Regions from separate parts of the Homo sapiens genome. Here all the other regions are linked to region 2. The links are chromatin loops, found by intact Hi-C in ENCODE. Cell type or tissue: PC-3. All regions are shown on one strand. Region 1 has its middle 200 kb from the start of PLXNA4-AS2. Region 2 overlaps PLXNA4 (plexin A4). Region 3 overlaps LOC107986849 (a long non-coding RNA gene).

What was found. Hi-C counts contacts between places; a loop is a spot of excess contacts. Peaks named below come from ENCODE experiments on the same cell type or tissue, not always from the same donor. Only the 100,000 strongest peaks of a DNase experiment are listed, where the experiment ranks them.
Region 1: a loop joins it to region 2, with 6 times the contacts of the local background. A loop is called at or near these places in 5 of 110 quality-filtered maps.
Region 3: it touches region 2 in a loop (3-fold over the local background); 13 of 110 quality-filtered maps call a loop at or near these places.

What each region holds. Positions count from the first base shown.
Region 1 is chr7:132,061,387-132,069,386 of GRCh38, reverse strand. No RefSeq gene overlaps it. Among named protein-coding and RNA genes, the nearest start is that of PLXNA4-AS2, 200 kb to the left of the region's middle. RefSeq lists a silencer at 4,916-5,087. In PC-3, no CTCF peak of the experiment used is centred here; a DNase peak (open chromatin) is centred at 3,536; H3K4me3 peaks cover 743 bases; H3K27ac peaks cover 1,621 bases.
Region 2 is chr7:132,245,730-132,253,729 of GRCh38, reverse strand. All of the region lies in intron 4 of PLXNA4 (plexin A4), which reads left to right. Among named protein-coding and RNA genes, the nearest start is that of PLXNA4-AS2, 11 kb to the left of the region's middle. RefSeq lists enhancers at 1,749-2,264, 2,265-2,782. In PC-3, CTCF peaks have their summits at 1,593 (motif pointing right), 3,651 and 3,855; a DNase peak (open chromatin) is centred at 2,259; H3K4me3 peaks cover 472 bases; H3K27ac peaks cover 1,719 bases.
Region 3 is chr7:131,855,997-131,863,996 of GRCh38, reverse strand. The region is part of intron 1 of LOC107986849 (a long non-coding RNA gene); the gene reads right to left. Among named protein-coding and RNA genes, the nearest start is that of PODXL, 300 kb to the right of the region's middle. In PC-3, CTCF peaks have their summits at 1,967 (motif pointing left), 4,431 and 4,633 (motif pointing left); a DNase peak (open chromatin) is centred at 4,626; H3K4me3 peaks cover 450 bases.

The sequences.
Region 1 (8,000 bases), 180 kb after region 2:
CGTGGAGGGAGATTTTATTAACTAATTAAGGACAGTATTTAGGGGGGAGTATTTCCCTGATCCTGTAGGAAAGGATGGGAGGACTGGAGAGGGCTCTTGGATGGGCCAATTAAGAAAAACCAAGAATAGAGATAAAGACACAGAGAGAGCAGACCCAGAAGATGGTGTGGGACAGAGGCAGGAACAAGATGGAGATAGCATGGCAGGAAGTGAGTTCCACAGTTCTCCTTACAGTCAAAACAGGACACTTTGCACATAAGTGCATTTACCATTCCAACCATAAAGTACTATAGGAAGGAGGAGGCAGTTTGTCCACAGTCAGAATTTAGTTGTTAATGCTACTGTTATACAACCAAGAGCAGAGACCACATCTTATTTTCTTAATATTTCTCAGCTCTCAGGAGAATATGTAGTATTGGTAGTTACCCAAACATTTGGACTGGAATACAGTAGATGAAGAAGAGGAAACATTTGCATGAGACTAATTTATGCTGGAGACAATCTAGGACCTTTTGATATGTTTTTTCTCTTTGAGGAATATCTGAATAGAAGTAACAGAAAAAGAACTGAAGGATGCTGAAGGATAAAGAAGACTCCAGAGGAACTTCTGCCTTCATAAATTCAGAATACTATCACTTGAAAAACGGAATGGATTAATTCCAGGAGATCAAACTAGGATTAATTGGTGGAAGGTATCAGGAGGGAGACATTGATCCAAAGTAAAGAAGAACGTTTTAATTATTAGAACTATTCAAGAAATGAAACAGGCTATCTGGTGAGAAGGAAGGGGGTGGGTTGGCACCCATCTTCCTGCATCTTAGACCCAAGGCTATGGGGCAACAATCAGAGGTGCTTGAAAGGAATTTCTGCAGTGGGAGGAATGTTTAAGTTCCCTTAAACATTGGGATTCAATGAACCTGGTAGATTTTGAGCTGTAGCAGGCTGCATTTCAGTTGCATACGATGAAGAGTATTCTCCCTGCAGAAGCAATAGGGCAAGGTGCTGAGAAAGTCTGAAATCTTCTTCATGTAGAAGTCTTTAGAAATGGGAAGAGGCAAAACAGGAATCCTTCTGGGAATATCTGGGTGTTTCATGGCCCACGTACAAGGTGGGGGGTACAGGTGCATAGGAACACCAAGAGTTCTGCCTCATTCTCACTCCCTTTGCAACACCCACTGTTACAAGGCAAAGGCATCATTTGGGAGAGCTGAGGAGCCAAAGACACGTTTTGTTCAATGGCTCTGATTTGCCCTTGTCCACACTTTGGCCGTGGTCTCTTCCCATGCATCTACCCAGGCCTGTGTCTCTGGTCCTGAGAGAACCTTCTGATCCTTCCACTGATCCCCAGACCAATCTGAATTCAGTGGCGAGCTCTGAATCAGCACAGAAAAATGGATGATTCTTGAGGAGGGAGAGAGGACGAGGGGGAGGCAGCCTGAGGTAGTGCTAAAATCGTGGGTCAGCCTCTGCATGGTCTGGGCTCCATGTCTAGCTCTGCCACTCACTAGGTATGTGGGACTTCACTGGCCTCAGTTCACTCATCTATAAAGAACATGAGGCCAGGCACAGTGGTTCACACCTGTAATCCTAGCACTTTGGGAAGCCAAGGCTGGCAGATCCCTTGAGGCCTGGAGTTCAAGACCAGCCTGGCCAACATAGTGAAACCCTGTATCTACTAAAAAGACCAAAAAAAATTAGCCAGGTGTAGTGGTGCAGCTATAGTCAGTCCCAGCTATTTGGGAGGATGAGGCAGGAGAATTGCTTGAACCTGGGAGGTGGAGGTTGCAGTGAGCTGAGATCACGCCACTGCACTCCAGCTTGAGTGACAGAGCAAGACTTTGTCTCAAAAACTAAAATAAAATAAAGGAGATGATACTGCTACTTAGCTCATATGACTGGTGTGAGCACAATATGAATTCCTATCCCAAAATAACAGCTAGGAGGTGAATGCCGTTCATAGTGAGTACTTGGTGAGTGGTCTGGTCCAGGACAGCCCTTGCATTCTGTCCTTGAAACTGACACCCACTGCCCTTGAAGGGGAAAAAGGAGAGCCATAGTATTCAAGGACAGCAGTAAGACCTCCATCAAGTGGCTGAAATGCTGTGTGTACAGGACCGTGCAGGGAGTGGCAACAGTTCAAACAAACCGAATTTTAAAGAAGAAACCAGAACAGGGAGTGATCGCAGGAAGACCAGAGCCAAATTTTCCCTGGGAATTGGGGGTGTCTGCATGCCATTTATTTGATGACTGTCCCTTGCCGAGGGGTCGCCTGGCTGCTCCACCGTGGGCGGCCGAGGAGGCTCCTGCTGGGCTCCACTCTGGCTGCTCTGAGGGCCCAATGCAGCCATCTCCCTGGGCTCTTTGCCAGTAACGGTTTTTCTCCTAAGAACTTTTAAGCACCTCCAAGACAGACTTTGTAACTCATATAATGGATGGGAGAGCTGAGACAGGCAGCTTCAACTTGCTCAAAGTCACAGCGTGAGTCTGCATTGGGCCTGAGGCCAGAACTTCCACTCCGCATGCTGTCCCGAGGTTCCCCCGCCAGGACCCTGCTCCCGTCTGCCTGTCTGCTTCACCGCCACCCCCAACATGCATTTCTCCAGTCTAATAAGGCTGCCCCTGCTCTTTGGCTCTGCTTACTTTAATATACACATAGATTACAGCTACATTAAAGGAGCCTGCAAATACCAAAGCAGAACTAAAGCAATTATTATAATGCAGCCTTAACAGCAGCTGTAATGAGACAGAATTAAAAATGTGCCAGCATAATCACAATTCACTGTTCCCAACGACCTTCCAGAACCGCTTTCATTTGGAAAGTAACATCCAGTCCTGAACTGTCAGATGGAAGGGAAAAATTCAATTGTGCCTCCCCGTGTGGCCAGGTCCCTGGCTACCAGTACTAGCTCTTCCATACAAAGGCATCTGTCCCCCTGGCCTGTGCTATGTGGTATTAGCCATTTGCTCAGTGGGGCACAGGGGGAAGGCTGGGTGCTCCTTTGATGGTACCAAGGCTGGCTTATTTCTCTCCTTCTTTGTCACTGGATCTGCCTGTTACACACTGGAGCGAATTCCAGTCTGATCCCCATGGTGCCTGGCTCATGGCATGCACTATGTGTTACAGACAATACCAGTTCACACTTAATATTATTTCCGCTGATCCCCACAATAACCCTGAAAGGCTGGCTCTATCATTTTCCCTATTTTATGACCAAATAAACAAAGACTTATGGAAGGTAAATAACCACTCAAAACCACACCTAGTGGGCAGAAAAGCCAGGACTCCAATCCCTGTCTTCAGACTCCAGACCACAAATTCTTATCCTGATTTTATGGAGCTGATATTCTAATAGAAGGAAAAGAGAAATCAATTTGAATTGGTCTTACATGACTTCATTTTGATGCAAGGGGCAAGGCAGGGGAGGGGAAAGTGGAGGGTGAAATGAGGGAAGGAGACAGAAAGCACAGCCTGCCTGGAGAGGCCATTCCTGCCAGTGAGTCATGGGCATCCACATAGCAGAAGCGTTTAATCATCTTTCTTTCTCTGGTTCAGAGGAGAGAACAGAAATAAGAAGGCAAAGTGCCCGGAAATGAAGGAGCCAGTGGGGGAGGATGTAGAGAAGGGAGGGGCTCCCCTCCCCGAGGATGCTCAGGAGGAAACACTCATACTCAGCGATTTTGCCCAGCCTGCCCCAAGACCAAACCAAGCCTCTGGTTCCTCCACCAAAGGCAAACCTGGCCATGCCCTTCAGAGCATGCTCAGTTCCCTCAAGAGGCAGAGATGGGGAAGTTCCCAGCACTTTATTAGCGCTTGCTTTGCCAGAATTGCCTTAACATCTCTCCATGTGAGATAGTTTCCATCTCACCCAGCTGGACCAGGAGCAGGCACAGGGAAGACAAGTGAGGAAGAGGAGACAGCTCCTCTATCTTCCTCCCAGCCAAGCTAGGCCGTGACTCTGGGCAGCCAGCCTTTCTTCTTCCCCAAGCTGCAGGCAGGTGGAACCCTACAGCACTGGTGCTGAGGGCGATGACCTGAGAATTCTGGCTCTAGAAGCCCCACAGCCTCGAATGCCTTCTGATGTGTTGCTCTAATGTTGGGAGGTCAGAATGTCTTTAACCAGCCAGCCTGGGCCTCCAGAGAGGGTCTTGAGCCCCAACCTTCAACAACTACCAAAATCCTGTTTACCACCCACCTAATGAACTTCATGAACCATGGCTTCCCCTCCTGGAGTGAGCAATGGTAACAAAGCATCTTAGAGTTTGACAACAATCACAGGTAGGTTTATGCCATTTCCAGGAATCTGGCTCTACAAGGTCATTATGAAACTCAATTATTTGTCACACTAGGATGGCTGGTCCCCAATGTGTCCTGCCTCCCAGGTAGGCGGGGCCTCAGAATCCAACTGCAAATGATGGCATCACTGTTTGTCTTTGCTGGGAATAAGAGTCATTAAGAGAAGCCACCTGTACTTCTTTCTTAGGGGCTGCCATCCCCTCTGTCTGTGAAAGTCCCACCTCCACCGCCGTTCCCATTTTATAGAGACAGACATGTGTCTGATTCTGAGACTCAAGTAGAGTAGGATGATGTGCGATAGTTACTGCTATTGTAAAACAAGTGGGTAGGGGAAGTCTGGGAGAGCCTGGGAGGGCAGAGTGTCCCCAGGAGGAGAAGCCTCTGCTCCTCCTGAGTGACAGGACAGACATGACCACAGCCATGGCAGGTCTCACTCCCAACTTGATGAGCTTTCTTAGAAGGCTAAGATGAGCTTTCTTAGAAGCCTGAGATCTTGGGAATACAAACATGAAGGGATGAGGAGCAAGTGAGAAAAGAAATGGGGGAAGTGGCTGAGGATTTTCTTGTCTACTTTCCAACTTGGACAAGGAAGCTTGACCTCTGGAGGCAAATGGGGGTCTTCACTATGGCAGCGAGTGGGGCGTCTATGGGAGCACTTGACTTTGAGTCTGCAGCACCAACTGTGGCAGTCTCAGCTATGATGTCAACAGTCCACAAAGACAGGATTCTGATGACTCGCTTTTCTTCATAGAAATCATATTCAAAACCCAAGTTTTAAAGACACGGAAGAGACCTTAGAGCATTGACTCCAAAAACAAACAAAAAGTGTCCTACACAGAAAGAATCTGATACCTGTTCTAAAAATTCACACACAAGGGAACAAATGACAAGCAGAGCATTGGAAAGATCTTTCCTAGGCTGGGAGCTGGGCCACTCTGCGCCTCCCACCCGCCCACCTCTGTGGGCATGCATTGGTTTTCAGGACACGTAGGTGTAGGCAGTGCCTGCCAGCCCCCTCTCCTCCCACCCCAGGCGCTAATGAGATGCAGGGAGGGGTCTGCAGCCCGGATGGAGTGGCTTGCAATTTTTGTTGCTGTTGTTTTTGAAAATGTCTTTCTCTAGTCCTCTGCCAACAGCTTGTTAGCACATGGCTTTGGGCTCCCAAGATGGTATGATGCCCCGCCTCAGCCCCTGAGGGGGTATTCTCAGGACATGTGTCCACAGTGTCCCCAGACAGATGCTCTGGGGCCTCTCTAGCAGTCCCTATCACGTGGGCACCAAACTCCCCAGGCCCCATGTCCAGGGAGCCAGGTTTTAAAGCACAGCCCCCACCCTAAGTTCCTTTTTCCATCTGTCTTGCAAAGGTGTGAATGGATTTTACAGAGGACAAGGAAGGAGAGAAAAAGGAGAGAAATTAACTGTACCCCCTAGTATCACATCACTGTTACCACTCTCCCTGCCCAATCCCCACCCCTAACACACAAATTCTTACTCTCATACGGGCAGCCAACCACTAAGGTCAAAAGAACAAGCCAGGCAAAAGCACGCCCCCTGTGATTTGTGATGTCTAGAAAGAATCAAGAGATTGGGCTTCTGGTCCCAATTCTGTACCGAGCTAGCTGACATTAGGCCAGGTACTTCATTTCTCTGAACTTGAGAGTCCTTCTTCCCAGGGTTAGTCATCCATAGTTTTCCAGAAGAACACAATGGCTGTTGCAGGCCACCTGTAACTAAACACTCAGGCCCATCCTAGGCTATTCATTCACAGGAGGCTGGCTAGAGATGGGATTTATTATATTAATAGATGTGGGGAGCAGAGGCAGACACATAGGCTTTACAGGGATGAGATTGCTGCCCTTGGCCCACCAGCACCAAGATCAAGAGCTGCCCAACCACCGAGGTCTACCCAGCATTTGTTTCTGCTCTTTGTTTATAAAGTCCCAAAATTCATATTTCAGTGTCTCAAACAAGCTGCAATTTACTTGTCGCTTGCTTCATGGCCCACCCTCATGTCAAATCTACCTAAAGCAGCATGTTCTTTATCCAGAATCGATTTCTGGATGGCTTCAGGTCAGATCCACGTCCTCCTCCTCTGAATCCACAGCACTTGTTGTTTGAACTTCTCACTTAACATTCATCTCATGCTGCCTTATGTTGGTATTTAATTTTTTATGTTTCCTCTCAGCTAGATTGTTCTGTTTGTCACAAAGCAATGATGTGCTTTTTTCAGAATTAATGGGGAGGTTGATGGGTTTTTTTGCCTTAAGTATATTTTTTCTAATATTTGTTTTGATGCATCAGTTTTGTTTTGGTGGTACTTGCAGAGTATGCCATTCTTCATTCCTTCTACTTTCAAACTTTCTGTGTCTGTCTTGCAAAGGTGTGAATGGATTTGACAGAGGATAAGGAAGGAGGGGAAAATGAGAGGAATTAGCTGTGCCCTGATGCTACCATATCACATTCGACACACACACACACACACACACACAGACACACAAATTTGTATTTTACAGGCAGCCAGACATGTGCCAAAATATAACACAGCCAAATCACTAAGGCCAAAAGAACAAGCTCTATTTTACATGTTTCTTATAAATTGCATTTCTTATGCCTAAACTTGGAGTTTCTATCTTTAAAAAGGCAAGTTTAATCTATTCTGTTTATTATGATTGCTGATGTGTTTTGATCCATTTCTATCATCTTGTTTTGTGTTTTATAATTGTTTGAAGAGAAACTCTTTGGTGGGTTTCTCATGCTGCTTTGTCTCTTGCTGGGCATGCCAACAAGGCAAGGATCTGACTGCTCACCTGGGTCATTTCTCAGGGTTGCATTTGCACCAAAAACCCTTGCAAACTGAGGTGATGTCTCCCTTTGAGTCCTAGAGAAGGCTCACTGTCTGCTAAGAAAGAGGTGGATTTCCCAAGTTCAGTCTTCATTGGCAGCAACACAAACCCATTACACATGCAACATTCATTGCATGTGTCACGCCCGTGAAACTTAGCAAGCAAGGGGAACTGGAGCACATGTGAGGCTTATGGTGGTTGCTGTGTATATTAAAGTCCTTTGACCCAGGCATCTCATGCCTTCTGACAGCATCCATGAAACAGCAACAGGCTAATTTATTAGCTTGGAAGTAGGGTAAAATCAAACTTCAGCTTCACAGACTCAACAATAATGACCATGGTTGTTTTCTCCTTATTTCCTCATATCATGCCTCTGATGATCAGAGTGATTCTTTATTTTCAGCCTCTCCTATTTTAAAAGTGTTGCATCATATTTCTTTTATTTTAATGGTTAACACTAAATTAAGCACATCTGACTCTAAAAAGTTTGAAATTAATTAATATCTCCATCCCTTTTCCAGACAAGAAAACTGCTTCCCCATTCCCCACCCTCATGCTCATCTTCCATGTTACTTATTATTATTCAACATTTTAACGTTGCTTTTAATGTACTTTTGTTGTTCTTGTTATTGTTACAGTCACTGCATATTTAGATTTATCAAAAGGTTCATCTTTTCACTGTTATGCTTCTCATAATTGCTTCTGACATTCTACACCTTCCACCCAGTGCAGTGTCCACCTCACCAAAATGTATTCTCTAGTCAGTCTTTCAACTAGTAAGAGCTGTAAGTAATAAATTCCCTTGGAATATGTTTGTATTAAAATCCTTTTCTCCTCATTTTTAAATAAGTATTGATTTAGAA
Region 2 (8,000 bases):
AACAATGACTTTCCCACCCAATATGGGATAGTTAATTTTATAAGGAGAAAACTCCCCCATGGCCCAGGGCTCACTTCTAGGGTGCTACTGGTCAGAAGGTGAACCAAGAGGGAGAGACCAAGCAGACAAGAGCCCTTTCCATAGTTCCAGAATATTAGAAATCTTGTGGGTATAAAGAAAAGTTGGGCTGGGCATGGTGGCTCATGACTGTAATCCCAGCACTGTGGAAGGTCAAGACAGTCAGATCCCTTGAGGTCAGGAGTTCAAGATCAGCTTGGCCAACATGGTGAACTCCTATCTCTACAAAAAAGAAGTACAAAAAAGAAATTAGCTTGGCATGGTGGTGTGTGTCTGTAGTCTCAGCTACTCAGGAGGCTGAGGTGGGATAATTGCTTGAACTTAGGAGGCAGAAGTTGCAGTGAGCTGAGATCGCGCCACTGCACTCCAGCCTGGGTGACAGAGTGAGACTCTATCTCAAAAAAAAAAAAAAAAAAAAAGAAAAAAGAAAAATTCAAGCTGTCACCCTAAAATAAATTTTGAGCTGCACAGTTAATTTAGTTTAAAAGACTAAAGGTTAAAGCATCTTTAAAATATTATTTTAATTTCCCAAGTCAATAATACCCTGTCTGTGAAAAATTCAAACTCTCCAAAGTTAACCACTGTTAGCAAATATGTAACTCTCTCTCTAGAAGTTATTCTTTGCACGAGGTTTGCATATATATGTATACACAGCTGCACAGTTGTCTTTTGAAAACAAACATTGAGTCTTAATATACCCTTTTTATAAAATTTGTTTTTTTAACTCAAATATGAATCATAGACATTCATCCATCTTAGTACATACAGACTATTATCTTAGAGTGTAGATGTGCCACGATTTTTTTAGCCAGCCCCCTGTGGATGGATATTTAGGTTGTTTCCAAACAGACATTACTACATACAAAGCCACAGTGAATATCCACAGCCAACCACCGGTGTCTAGGTGCTGGTATTTCTGCAGGAAAGATTCCAAGAGGAAGACTTTCTGGGTCATTTTAGGTTTTAGTAATAACTGCCAAATTACTCCTCAAAATGGTTGTGCTAATCTAAACACTCACCGACAGTGCATAAGGCATAAAACCCTTTTAGAGGCCAGGCATGGTGACTCACGCCTATAATCCCAGCACTTTGGGAGGCTGAGGCAGGTGGATCACGAGGTCAGAAGATTGAGACCATCCTGGTGAAACCCTGTCTCTATTAAAAATACAAAAATTAGCTGGGTGTGGTGGCGTGCACCTGTAGTCCCAGCTACTCAGTAGGCTGAGGCAGGAGAATCGCTTGAACCCAGGAGGCAGAGGCTGCAGTGAGCCACAATCACACCACTGCACTCCAGCCTGGGCAACAGAGTGAGACTCCATCTCAAAAAAAAAAAAAAAAAAAAAAAAAAAAAACTTTTAGAATGCTGTCATTTTAACAATTGTCCTTTCATATTTGAAGAATTACTGGAAGATGCCCTCAAAGCTGTATCTCTTACTGAAGAAGATACATTTTGCCTGTGTCCAGGATGACCCAGACACCAGAGGGCCCTCTTTGTCTTTCCCCAGCAGCAGGCTTGGCCCTGATCCTGCAATGGAAGCTCATATAAGTTCAGTAGAGTTAGGTGGGTACCTTGAGACAGGAGATAGGGTGAAACGAAGATGATTTAGAATTCCTTGGGTCATCTGTCGTCTCTGCCTCCTTTCTAAGCCAGCAGCACCTGGTCTTCTGAGAGTGGGGCCCTATGTTGATAAACCTAGAAGGTTCTCCTTCAGGAATATCAGTTTCCAATCATTTGAGCACCATAACTTTTCCCAGAGTCAAATCCCTTTTTGAAAAAAGATGTTTGTTTCCTAGCCAGAGAAGCCTCATACCCAGCCTTGGTTGCCTGCGAGGAAAGATGTGTTTATTTGCACACAGTCTCCTGTGGTCCAGAACACTTCTGCCCCCCATAGGTGTGTGCAAATGCTACTCCTGTGCTGAGACATGCACATCTGGGCACACCCCCTTGGGCTGCTGTGCACTCATTCACAAAATGTATCATTTACACACACTGTTTTTTTGTGGTTTGAACAGCCAGAGCATTGCTGGGAACGCTGGTCAGCAGAGCCCTTGCTAGAAGGAAGTCAGAGAGAAGGGTCAGGTGCTAGATGGAGAAGGGAGTGCCTGCCCAGCCTGCCCTGCCACTTCCCACAAGGAGCCAGTGCCAGCCAGCTAGGGAGCCTCAGCATATGCCTGGGGACTAGCTTGGCTCCGCTGCCTGGGCCAGGAGTTAGGTGTCACCGTGCCAGCCCCTCCCCGCCTTCTTCTTGGCTGCAGAAACAAAGGCTCCCATTGAGCAGGCTGTGCTTGGGAAACACACAACAGTAGGTTCCCGGTCCCAGTTCAGAAGGGGCCATAGTCTTTGTCTGTGTCATTTGCTAAAAGATAAGCCAACCGATACTTTTCTCCAAATTTTAAGGTCAGTTAAATTAAACATTTTGTGGGGGTTGGTGACTTGTATGTGTGTGATGTGTGTTTAATTCTAGGAGTACAGCTGATGAAGAACTTGCTTGACAAGTTTTTAACTTATGTATTATTTTGAAGCAGTGTTTACGTAGCAGTAACATGAAAGTTTCTAATAAAATACCCAATGTACACAGAGTCAAAAAAAAAAAAAAAAAGGCTGGAACAGGAGCAGCACTTTGATCCCCAGGACAACAGCCCCTTCCCACCTGCTGGGCTTGGGGATGGGGAGGGAAACTTTCATTTTTCTCCAGGATGTGGGGCCCTGAGGCTCTGCCCCTGCTTCAGCCCTGACCTTAAGATGGGGTCAAGAATGAGCATTTTGGCCAGGAGTCAGTATCTAGGGACTGGGTATCAAATGAGGAGTGTTGGTAGCCATGTAGCCTTGGACAAATCCCTGCAGCAACTGAGCTTCATCTGAAAAATAAGAGGATTGGCAGCTAGAATGTTTCCAAGGTCCCTCTCAGCTTGTTAACTGTGTGAATGCCAGAACACTCCTCTCATCCCCCATTCCTTTGGGCCTCCATGTTGGAGGGGTTGCTCTGGCTGCAGTCTCCTCTGTCAAATGCATAGGATCTGCCTAGCTAGAGAATCTCACACATTGCAACCCCGCAGCCCTGGAAGTCAGGAAGTCGGGCCTCCTGAGCCTGTGTGTGAATGTGAGCATGAGAGCTCAGAGAAAGGAGAGGATTTAACCTTTACACTAAGAGATTAATCTGTGGCAATAATCCAGAAATGATAGGTTTTAGAGTAGAGCCAAGGTTGCCAAATAAATGATCTCCAGGGGATTCTTGGAACACGTACAAGTGTAATAGGAACCACATTCATTCATTCACTTATTTATTTATGCGTGCATGCAAGCATTCATTCACTTTTCTCATTTACTGCGCATGAGCTGAGTACTAGGTATAGTGGAGTGAAGAGAGATGACTTCGCACCACCCATCACAGGGGCATTTTATCGGAGGCAGAGGCTGGAACAACAGAGTTGCCATTAGCATAACACTAATACATTCATATGTGTCATCCCAATTATTCTTCAAAACAACCCATCAGGGTACTTAGATGAGGAAAAAGAGGCTTGATGAAGTTAAATAAGTTGTCCAAGTCACACAGTGGTGGCAGATCCAGGATCCAAACCCAGGTCTGTTTTTCTCTCAGATCTCTGCTTCTCACTTGTCCCTGAGATAAAACTATTTCAAACTCTATTTTTCTCCCTAACCACATTTGAAGGAGTAAGAAAACCTCCTGGAGGAGGAGGCTGTGCTGAGACCAATTGTCATTCTCTCTTCAGGGCTGCTACTTGGTGATCTGCCCGTAGGTGGGGCTCCTCAGCCCCTGAACTCAGCCACACCTTCCTGGCAGTATAGTAAGTAGCCTGCAATGCTGTGAAGTTTTCAACACAGGACCTGTGTTCAGCAGAGGGACCAGAGGTTTCTCAATCCCCTGTACTATGTTCCGGGAGCCAGTGGTGTCTGGCAGGCCCGAGGGCAGGCTCCAGCCCCCAACTTCATTTCAATTTCCACCTTTGCCACCGCCCTGCTGCGTGACCTTGGGCAAGCTGCTCAGCCCCTCTGGGCTATGGCTTTTCCATCTGTGCATCAGGGAAGGGGATCGCTCTCCCGCTTGGCAAGGGGTCTGGCTAATAACGATCACGTGCCATTTTAGCGCAGCCCACACTGGGAAGCCTGAGGATGGGGTGATTTCTCGACGCTCTGCAGAAAGCACGCTGAGAGCTCCTTGCCCAGCTTCCCAGCTACTGCCGTTTGCTAATGAGGACCAACATATGTTGATGATTCCGGCGTCGGCACTCGCTCCTTGGCTGTCCGAGTTCCCAGAGCAAACTGGCTTCCTATTAGGCATTTATTCTTATTAATAGCAACAAATTGCAGCCCTCCACAACATCTGCTACTTTTCATTTACAAGAAGCTTCCCAAATCATTTGTATTGGTAGTATTTTGTGACCAATTCTTTAAGGCAGAGCAGGACTGGATCCCCCTAATCTGAAAATGAATCCAGTGAGGCATGAAAAATGGGAATATTTTGTTCAAGGTCACCCAGACACACAGATTAGATTACAGCTTGGAACCTCAGCTCCCCAAGCCTCATGCCCTGGGGCGGTTGCCTTTGCTATTCTAAATATCATCAACCTTGACCCCAGAGGTCCTGCCTAGAGGCAGGTAGGGACAGTGGTGGTAGCCAAGGCTGCTGCCCTTGACCCTGTGCCTCTGTCTGCCGTCAAGTGAGGCCCAGCTGGATTAGCCCCATGGCCCAAGCACCAGCAGGAGGAATTGCAAAGCTCAAGGCAAATCATTCCCAAGGAGTTTTTACTGCTGCCAAGTAGAAAAAAAAAAATCATTTTCTGACACTGGGGTGGCCAGATGGTCAGTACAAGGGGTCTGAAGCACATCTTTGCTTCTGGACAGCTGACCACATCTGGAGGGCTGCATTCTCTTTCCAGAGTCTTCTTTAGTACTTTGCTGAGGGGCTAGACCTTCCTGAGATCTGTAGATCTATGACCATAGAATTAAAAGAGCATGGCCAGCGTGGGAGGTACTGAGAAGGGCCATTTATCACGTTAGATCTGGCTTTCAATAATTTCTGAACTTGTACAAGTTACATACGCCATCAATGTTTGCATGACCTATTTGAAGCACAGGGTGGTAAGAAGCTACCACACTGCAACCTTCCCCCTCCTCCATTTGACTGACCTCTCCCCTCTACCTTTCACGGGACCTTTGCATCCTGGTGTAACTTTCTGTCCAGCACCTGTGTATCAGCTAGCTATTGCCACAATAAAGCTTTGTAACAAACCAGCCCAAAACTCACTTGCATACAATAGACATGAATCCTCACACCCATGGCTCTGCAAAGCAATTGCATGTCAGCTCCCTAAGCTCAACTCAGCTGGGCAGTTCTGCTTCAAGCTGCTGCATCAGCCAGGGTTGTCTCCTGGCTGTGGTTTGGGCTCAGGTCTCTCTCCATGTGGGTTCATTTGGGGCCCAGGCTGAAGAGGAAACAGCTATTTCGGGAAGCTCTTCTCATGGCAATGACAGAAGCACAGAAGGCAAAGATGAGCACATAAGCACTTCGGAAGCATTCATTTGCCTCGTGTTTCCTACCATTCATTGGCCAATCGAGTTCTGAGGCCATGCCCAAAGCCAAGAAGTGGGGAAGTACACACCACTTGTCTATTCACCATGAGGCCATAGGGGTGGAGACATAAAAGTCTTCTTTTTAGGGAGTGAAGAATTGGGACTCATAATACAATCTGCCACAGCCTGGGACCAGCCTTCTGGCATCTGCCTTTCTTACCTGTTAGCCAGGTTCAGAAATACCTGCCCCCTTTGAGCAAAGAGAATAGGAGTGACAGGGTTCCAGGCATGTGGAGTGACTTGAAATAAGCACAGCTTCTTGAGCCACTGCTCAACCACAAATTGCAGCCCTGGCAGTGAGGGCCTTGGAGCCATCACAGGGAGACTCCACAAAACCTTTATGTGGTCCCTGGCCAGCAGAAATAAAGCTTGGAAAGGCAGCCAGTGGTGACCAAAGGAGATGAAGGCGGGTGGAGATGCTTTGAGGAGCTCCCCAAGACCATGCCACTAAGACCCATGTGTATTACTGAGCTAAGAATTTGCCAGAAAAGGACTTACTTTTCTCAACTCTACTTCCTCTGCTCGGGGACAGTGACAAGGAAGGACAGCATGAGGTACAGCACCAAGTGCAGCGTCTGCACAGCTTGACAGTTCCTCCAGCAGCCTCTTGGAGTTTCTTAATGGGTCATCTTGCCTCTTTTTTTCTTTCTTTTTTGACAATTTTGAAGGAAATTGGGTACTTAAGAAACCTTTTGGACATTTAAATTAATTCCAACCATCAGGCTCAGTGTAGCCATCGTTGCATTAGCATCCAATTATAAGAGTAGAAATGGAGTAATAACTCACATTTTGACCATAATGTCAAATGCTTAAACAAATTAGAGATACACACAGAGACTGCATGCTATATCTGTGGAACATTTCTGAATGTAATCAGCAGAACAGCAGGCACCCTTCAGAATGTGAGCAGCAACAGGCAGAGTGAGACCCTATTGCCAGAGGAAAGCATCTTTCGAAATATCAGAGAAACCAGGTGGGAGTTGGGCAATGGGGGCCAGGACTCAGAAGCTGTAAAAATTCCTCCAGCTGCCATGGAGGACCCCCAGGCTCCCAGGTCCCCAAGCAATGGGCTCAGCTCATCAGATGGAGAAACTTATGAAGACCAAGGCCATGACTTAAAATCTGATTTGGGACCCTTTGCTCTCTTTTCAGTCATTCATTGCCTTGCTGTGCTAGGCCATTGTTTTGTAAATTTGTGGCCTTTGGAACTGGACAGGTTAGGAAGATGGTGATGAGGATGATGATGAGGATGATGATGATGATGATGATGATGATGATGATGATGATTGCATGTACAACAGCAAATGATAATTCTATTTACAATCATTTAAAACCAGACCAAACTACATTATATTATTTAAGGAAGCTTACCTTGGTGGCAAAAGGATAAAACCACCCAGATTCCCAGAAAGGTGATCTAGGGGGAAAGGAAGTGTAAATGGGGAAGGGCACATGAGTGATTTCTGGCCATAACTGTGAATGAAAAATACCAAAGGAGAGCTTGAGCAACAGCAGGAGGATTTTCTAAAATCAGGGGCCATTTGACCTCTTGTGAGTTATTTGAATTGAGAGCTCCTCGTCTAGGCCTTTTGGAATGGGTGAGAGGTAAGGAAAATTTCCAGGAAGAACAAGGCTATGGCATTATTTTTCCAAATCAGGAAACAGGTATCCAGACCTTGAGAACAACAGAGCCAGTTATGTAATGATACATGATAGGAGACATTTATCCAAAACCCATTTGAGATTACGTTGAAAAGAATAGTGATACCTATCTTTTGACTGAAAGATATCAGAATATTTCATAAAGATGATTGTATTAGTCTACCAGCAAAAGCCGTTCCCCTTTGACCCAAGGAGCTAAGCAGAGAACAGGTGTTTTCATATCCATGCTGCCATGCCGAAGATGAAATAATTTGTCAAGTCCACTCAAAAGGATTATTTCAACTCTTTTATTGTGGTAAAATACACATAAAAAAATTCACAGTGTTAATTATTTCTAAGTGTGCATTTGTAAGTACACTCACATTGTGGTGCAAGCATCACCACCCTCCATCTTCTGAACATTTTCATTTGCTCAAACAGAAAGTCTTTGCCCATTAAAGAGTAACTCCTTATTCCTCCCTTCCCTAGTCCCTGGCAACCACCGTACTACTTTCTGTCACTATGAATCTGACTACTCTAGGCACCTCACATAAGCAGAATCATGCAGTATTTGTCCTTTTATGTCTGGCTTATTTCACTTAGCATCATGTCCTCGAGGTTCATCCATGTTGTAGCATGTGTCAGAATTTCCTTCCTTTTTAAGGCTGAATAATATTCCATTGTA
Region 3 (8,000 bases), 390 kb after region 2:
TCCCTGCCCAAATGGCCCCTATAGTACTTGGCCCTTTTCCCTATCACTCTGCTTATAGTTCCAGAACTTGAATAAAAAGCTAAGAAAATAAGAATGTATAAAATAGAGTCAAATCTGTCTCTCCAGCTCATGAGTGTCAGCTAAGAGAGCACAGTTCAGGTACTACTGAAATCCTACAGGCTTCTGGATTGTGAGTGATACATCTCTCAAGCTAAAAGGTAGTTTCAGAGAAGAAATGATGGCCAGGCATTGTGGCTCACCCCTGTAATCCCAGCACTTTGGGAGGCCGAGGCAGGCACCTCACCTCAGGTCAGGAGTTCAAGACGACACTGGCCAACATGGTGAAACCCATCTCTACTAAAAATACACAAATTAACCTAGCATGGTGGTACTCGCCTGTAATCCCAGCTACTTGGGAGGCTGAGGCAGGAGAATCGCTTGAACCCAGGGGGCAGAGGTTGCAGTGAGCCGAGATTGCGCCACTGCACTCCAGCCTTGGCAACAGAGTAAAACTGTGTCTCAAAAAAAAGAAAAGAAAGAAAGAAAAAGAAAGAAAGAAGGAAGGAAGGAAGGAAGGAAGGAAGGAAGGAAGGAAAGAAAGAAAGAAAGAGAGAGAGAGAGAGAGAGAGAGAGAGAGAAAGAAAGAAGAAAGAAAGAAAGAAAGAAAGAAAGAAAGAAAGAAAGAAAGAAAGAAAGAAAGAAAGAAAGAAAAAAGAAGGAAGAAAAAAAGAAGGAAAAAAAGAAAGGAAGGAAGGAAGGGGATGATGATGATGATGAGAAGCCACTGTCACTACTATAGTTTATTGAGCATCTCATGTGTGCTATGAACTTTCCATGTTTTAATTCTAAGCCTAACATCAGCCTTGTAAGGCTGATGGTATTATTAGTTTCAGCAGCACTTCTCAAACTTCAGCATCTACCAGAATCACCTGGAGGACTTTGAAAACCCAGATTGCTGAGCCTCACTCAAGAGTTGACCATTCAGTAGGTCGGGGGTACAGCCCAAGAATTTGTATTTCTAACAAATTACTGAATGATGCTGATATTGCTGCTTGAGACACTGCGCTTGGAGAGCCACTGAGTTAGGTGTTCAAAGGAGGCATCATAAAAATTAAGTCATCTACCTATAGTCAAACCATTTAAAAACATCTGAGCTGAGATTCAGACCTAAGTCTGCTGATGCCAAGCCTTGCACCTGTATCTTGGAGTCTCATTGTCTCCTGAAGCTGAACCCCCTGCAGTTACCTAGAATCTGAAGCTTTTTGAAGAAGGTTTGAGGATAGAGCAAAGGAAAACAGGGCCAGATGTGTGAGACTTGGTGGAGGCCTGGGACTGCTTCAGAGGAATTCTGCAGACACGAAAGTTAACAGAAGTCATCCTGGATGCTTTGTTTATATGCCCAATTCCACCTCTAACCGGATGTGGTCCTCACGTGGTCCTCACGGACCATTTCAGGTCTGAAATTCCAAGAGGTCAATCCAAAAACTTGCCACAAGGTGACCTCTGAAACCTACTCCAATACTGTGAGGCTGAATCTAAGCCTTAATGAAGTCACTCGAACTGGTTGCTGTGACTCAGTTTCCTTGTTTATTGAAAAGGAGAGTTATTTCTATCACCTCAACGTCCCAGCTTGACTGTGTAAACAAGTGGTGCTTACAAATAAATGCCCAGTGCTCACAGCCCTTTCACAATGGGTGTCCTATAAACACCAGCCACCATCACCATTATTGGTGAGGTGCTGCGCTCTGCAAACTGGGAGGTTTGCAAAGCAATTTCCAAACATACTTCTCATTGTTGATCTTGGCAAGAGCTTTAAAACATTCCTGGATGCAAGCATTTCCTGCAGATTTTAACTCTGTTCTCTCTCCTGAAAGTTTGATTTGAAGAAAAAAAAAATGAGAAGAACCATTTTACTTAGTGGTTCTCTCATTTCAATAGCTCCATCTCCTGGTCCCTCTATCTCTGTCCCTGCCCCACCAAACACCATGTCAACAAACATTAATTCAAAGTAAATTAGGTTTTTTAAAATAGCAAGACATCTGCATATAATGTTGTTTTATCATTACAATCAGGCAAATTGTTTTAAAGCAAATGCAAAATTATTTCAGGAGGACTTTATGCCACATAAGACAAACAGGGCTGGGCAGGCCCCAGGCAGGCTGGCTGCACCCTGCACCTCGTCCATCCAGCAGGGCTACTAGAAGCAGGAAGGGACTCTGGAAGCTGCACCGTTGCTTGGTGTTCATTGAGTTCATAGCCCTGTGACCCTGACTCTGTGTGAGGTAATTCCCAGCTCTTAGAATCCAGCCTGTAGCTGGTAGAATCCATCTATGCCCTTCTCGAGACACAAATCTCCACCCAAGAGGAAGGTATTTACCCATGGGAGGCACTGGCCTGCTCCTGAATCCTGGGGAGCAGGTATCTCTCTTCATTCTGCCCCAGATTACGCTTTTGAAAATCCAAAGGCAGTTCTCAGAGTCAATCACATAGACAGAAGGGGAAAGGCCATGCCTTCACCTGTAAGTGCCACCTGATAAATGTCTTCTTCATTGTAGCCCCCCAGGAAAAAAGAGTTACTATTCCCTCACAAAGAGGCATCTTTCTTAAATCATATAATGAGATTTATGCAATCCATTTGATTCCCCTTTTTTGCCTTAGGTGCCAGACACCTCAACACTCAAGTATTCCATTGCAGTCACTAACGGAGCTCAGATTTTTAGTGTTATTATCTCTGCTCATTCTTCTATAGGGTTCTGAGCTTTTGTTTTGCCTTATTGAATGCATGCCATTTAAAGGATATCAGGCTCAGAGTTAACATTAACTGTGCATTTCAGCAGGAATGGAAAGGACCTTATAATGTTTTAAGGAGCTGGAACTGGCCCAAATTCATTAATGAACTGAACCATAGACCAATATTCCTAACAGGGGGTCTCATGGTGGTAGAACCATTCCAAAAGGGAGGTGAGAGGAGAACTCTAATACTATTTATTGAGTGCCTACTCTGCCTCATTCTCCTTAAATATCTTATTTCATGTAATTTTCACAAAAACCCTGTGAGATTGGTTGAATCCTTCCCTACAACCCTCAGTTGCCTCATTTGTAATCTGGAAACAGGTTTCCTATTCAAGTTCTCATAATTAGTTAGTGGGGCTGAGATTAGACACAAGATATGCCTGACTTCAGAGCATATGTCGGGCCACTGCTAGCTTATATAGCACTTTAGTGTAAACCCAAGAAAGGTGCCCCTGAGGGAGGACACAGTCTTACAGTGATGGGGACACTGCCTTCACATAAATAGTACCTACGCTATAGAGAGGGCATTCTTCTTCATTCTCAGAAACAGCCCTTAGAGAGGCAGAAACTGCTAATTATCATCAAGACTTTTGTTCTCTTTTTCTTTCTGGGCCACAACCCTGGGCCATATTTTCCAGTCCCTGAGCTTCTAGGTGGGACCATGTGACCACTCCTGTTGAATGGAAAGAGGGCAAGCATTATATATGTCACTCCCAGGCTGCGCACAGTGGCTCACGTCTGTAATCCTAGAACTTTGGGAGGCAAGGTGGGTGGGTCACCTGAGGTGAGGGGTTCAAGAACAGCCTGGCCAACATGGTGAAACCCCATCTCCACTAAAGTTACAAAAAATTAGTGTGGTGGTAGGCGCCTGTAATCCCAGCTACTCAGGAGGCTGAGGCAGGAGAATCACTTGAGCCTGGGAGACAGAGGTTGTAGTGAGCTGAGATCACACCACTGTGCTCCAGCCTGGGCAACAGAGTGAGACTCCAACTCAAAAAATAATAATAATAATTTTTAAAAATATGTCACTCCCAGCTTGGCCTGTGAACTCCTAGGCAATTCTCCACTCTCTCTCTTTCCCCATCCACTGGCTGAGCAGAAAACTTTGAGGACTGGAAGAGGATGGAATCATGAATTGGAAGGTCTCTTGAGTTACTGAATGACCTTGTGGAGCAGAGCCCATTCCACCTGTTTCAAACTGGACTATGATATAAGTGAGAAATATAATTGTATTGCGTTTCAGCCTCTGATTTTTCAGGGTTTTATGGTGCTTGATTTGCCCTAATGCAAGCCCAAACCATCTTGCTTCCTTTTAACAAGCTTGCCTAAAAAGATTCAAGTGACCGCTGGCTAAAAGCAATTGAAAAGGTTCTCACCCAAGAGAACAGAGACAGTGGGGAGACTGTTTCATTTCCTTATTCCTCTAAATAAAATTCTCCATAAATCAGCTCCATATAAACTTGTATTGTTTATATCTGTTACTCCAAGCCCAACTTTCCAGAACATTTCAAGTTAACTCATCTTTCATTGAGAGTTTCAGTCATACGTATGAGTCACAGAACTGTGGAGTATTAAAGCTGAAAGGCACCTCTGTGATAATTCTTGCAAATTTTGAAGATAAGAAAAATAAGGCCAAGATGTATGGCTTCCCTGGGGTCCCAGAGTCAAGGCTGGCATCCAAGGCTCATGACTCTAGGTCCAGGGTTCTTTGCTCTCCCCGAATGGATGGAAGCCATGCTCAAGCAGCTGAACACTGTGAACGGACACAGCTCTGCCTGTAAACGCTTCCTCAGAAAGAAGTGAGGGTGTTCACATTGAGGCTGTTCTATGGGTGGAGGCTGCTGGCACCCTCTACTGGACGGACTGGGTATGTCCTCTGCTGTCCAGTCAGGTCCAAATTGCTCAACTCTAAGTCAAAGTGATGAAGCTATGGCAACCCTCTCTCCAGGTGTCCATGGCCACCATCAGTGCCTGTGTTAAAGCCTCTCTGAGATTGTGAGCTAGTCCCAGGCACATCCCCGTGTTTTCCAGCTGATGGATCATGCTTCCTGAACAAATGTAATGTCACTTCAGTCAGGGACTCTGGAGTCTACTTTCTCACACTAAGAGCGGGGAGCACAGCTTCCCAAATCACAGCAGCCCCTCTTCCTTCCTCTGGTTCACTGATGCTTTGAAAATAAAGAATGTTCCCTCTGAGGTCCCATCTCCTTTTTAAAAAGAAATTCAGTTTCCAGTTCTAGATGAAATTAGCATTTGTCCTCTCTAATTGTGTTTGCAGCTGCATCCCAATAGGAAAGAAAGGAAACCAAGAGAAAAAGGGATAATAAAAGCCTCCTTCTAAATGAGGCTGGAGTGGAAAATGAGGAGCAGGACCAAGAGGCCAGTGGGCTTGTTCCAGCCTCTCTGCATGCTGCTTTGAACAAAAGCTTGCCAGGGAGGGAGTATGGTCTGGCAGTGGCCAGCTCACTGAACAGGGAAGCAGAGAGCAATTGTAATTCCACTCTCTATTCAAAAGGCAATTTTCTCCAACACGTCCTGACACTGAGCCTCTATTTCCCCAGCTCTATAAAGCAAACGACAGAAAAACCATGGAATAAATGTCAGAAGTTACATTTCATCTCACCAGTTCACTTTCCAGAGGAGCAAACCCAGGCCCAGAGAGGGACAGGATTTGCCTAAAGTCACCCAGCTAATATGTGGCAGACGCCATCTGGTCTTCATTGCTCAGCCCCAAGCTCAACCCTGCCTCCTTTCCTTGCACAAGAAATGCCAAGAGGCAATGATCCCAGAAAGGGCTCGGAGTGAGGTTGTGAGTATTTCTTCCCCAGACACCTTTAAACAAAATAGCCCTCTACCAGCCTGGGTGCAGTCCTGTCTGTAAACAGAGGAACAGAATAAGAAACAAGGTTTTAGGAATCAGGGGTTTCGGTGTGCACCGAACATGGGCTAAGGAGCTGATGCTGGATGTTTTGGAAGAGCCTGGGGCTATGCATCAGGAGACGCTGTATTCTCAACTCAACTCTGCCATGGATAATGATCCTGACCTACCTGCTTCAGAAGATTATCATGATTTTCATAAAATAATATAATCCAAATTTTATTTTACTTCATTTTATTTGTAGAGAGGGAATCCTTGAGTGAATCTCATCCAGTTTCTTTGCTAGATTTTGGAACCACTTTAGAAGGCCAGAACTCAGAGACGTTAAATGGCATGAACTTCAGAACTCTACTCCTTAAGCCAATGCAACCTTTGCATTGCTTTCTCCAGATACTGGGGCCCACGTAAGAAGCTGAAGCTCCACAAGCTCTCCAAGGGTTTCTCAACGCATAAAGGAGTCTCAGTGCTAGGCCAAAGAATTGGGGTCTGGGATGCTGCAGGGAACCAGTTATCCTTCCTTGCAGCTCTGTGATGTATTTGACCCAAAGCCTCCTCCCATGCTGATTTCAAATCTAAATAGCAGGCATTTAGTAAAAGTCCAAGCGGTCTCTCTAAAATCTACCATCAAGAATTATTCACAGACTTCTTGCTTTGAAACCACCGTGGGAATGTTTTGCAGATTCCAAGGCTTTACACCACACTCACTGAATCAAATCTTCAGATGTGAGCTCCAGGAAATAGATCCACATTTATCCATCCTGAACTAATAGCTCCTTATGCATTTAAAATTAAATAAAACAAAATCTAAACACCTGAGCACCACCTGCAGGGCCCCATGGGAGCTCCTACCCTCAGCTCTTACCACTGCAGACACACTGGCCTGCTTGTGTTCCTCATGACAAGCTCATTCCTGCCTTGGGGCCTTTGCACTTATTTTCTCATCTTCCTGAAGCAATTCTCTTCCTGATATTTCCATAACTGGTTCCTCTTCATTATTTATAGAAGTGTTTGTTCAAGTGCCATCCTCTTAATTACTTAGGTCCCATGCAGTGCCTTTGAAATGTCTGCCTTGACCATCCTATCTAATACTACACCTCATCCGCCAAGTCTTTTTCTACCCGAAGAGCATCTTTGAAGATAGGACCTTTGTTTTGTTCTCTTCCACATGCCCAGAAACTATAGTAATATCTAATAAGACATAGGTACTGAATAAATATTTGCCGAATGACTAAATCAACGACATTGCCCTGTTTTGATCTAAGATTCTCTTCTTTATCTGTTTACTGTTAACTTGCATATTACCTAAGTCTCCCATAAGAATGACAGTTCCCTGAGAGCAGAGTCCTCCTCTATCATGTACCCACCATATCCTCAGTGCCTCCAATAGTATCTGACCCATAATATGTGTTCAATAAATAGTTGTTGAATGAATGGTTGGATGAACTAATGCATGAGAATCCTTGAGCTGGGACCTCCATTTGGGCTGGGGACAAGGTGACTGTCTCAATTAACAAACATATTTCTAGTCAGTGTTCAAGAAGTAGAGATAATTTTTTAAAGTCTTAAAACATGTACCTTTCCCCCAAATTGCCCACAAATCCATGAGGGGAAACAGAGGTATGAACGAAACCATTGCAAGTGCCTCAATATGGTATGTATTAGTCCGTTTTCACACTGCTGTAAAGAATGCAACCTAAGACTGGGGTAATTTACAAAGAAGGGTTTAATTGACTCACAGTTCCACATGACTGGGGAAGCCTCAGGAAACTTACAATCATGGCAGAAAGTGCAGGGAAAGCAAGGCACATCTTACATGGTGGCAGACAAGAGAGAGTGCAGGAAAAACTGCCACTTTTAAACCATCAGATCTCATGAGAACTCCATCACTATCACAAGCACAGTATGGGGGAAACCACCATCAGGCTGCAAATTTTCCAAACTTTTATGCTCTGCTTCCCCTTTAAATATAAGTTCCAATCTCAAACCATTTCTTGGTGAGCACTATAATTGAATGCCTTCAGAATCAACCAGGTCACCTCTTGAATGCCTTGCTGCTTAGAAATTTCTTCTGCCAGATACCCTAAATCATCTCTCTCAGGTTCAAAGTCCAACAGACTTCCAGGGTAGGGGCAAAATGATGCCAGCCGGTTTGCTAAAGCATAGCAATAGTGACCTTTGCTCCAGTTTCCAATAAGTACCTCATCTCCATCTGAGACCACCTCAACCTGGACTTCATTATCCTATCACTGTCAGCATTTTGGTCAAAACCATTCAACAAGTCTCTAGAAAGTTCCAAACTTTTCCACATCTTCCTGTCTTCTTCTGAGCC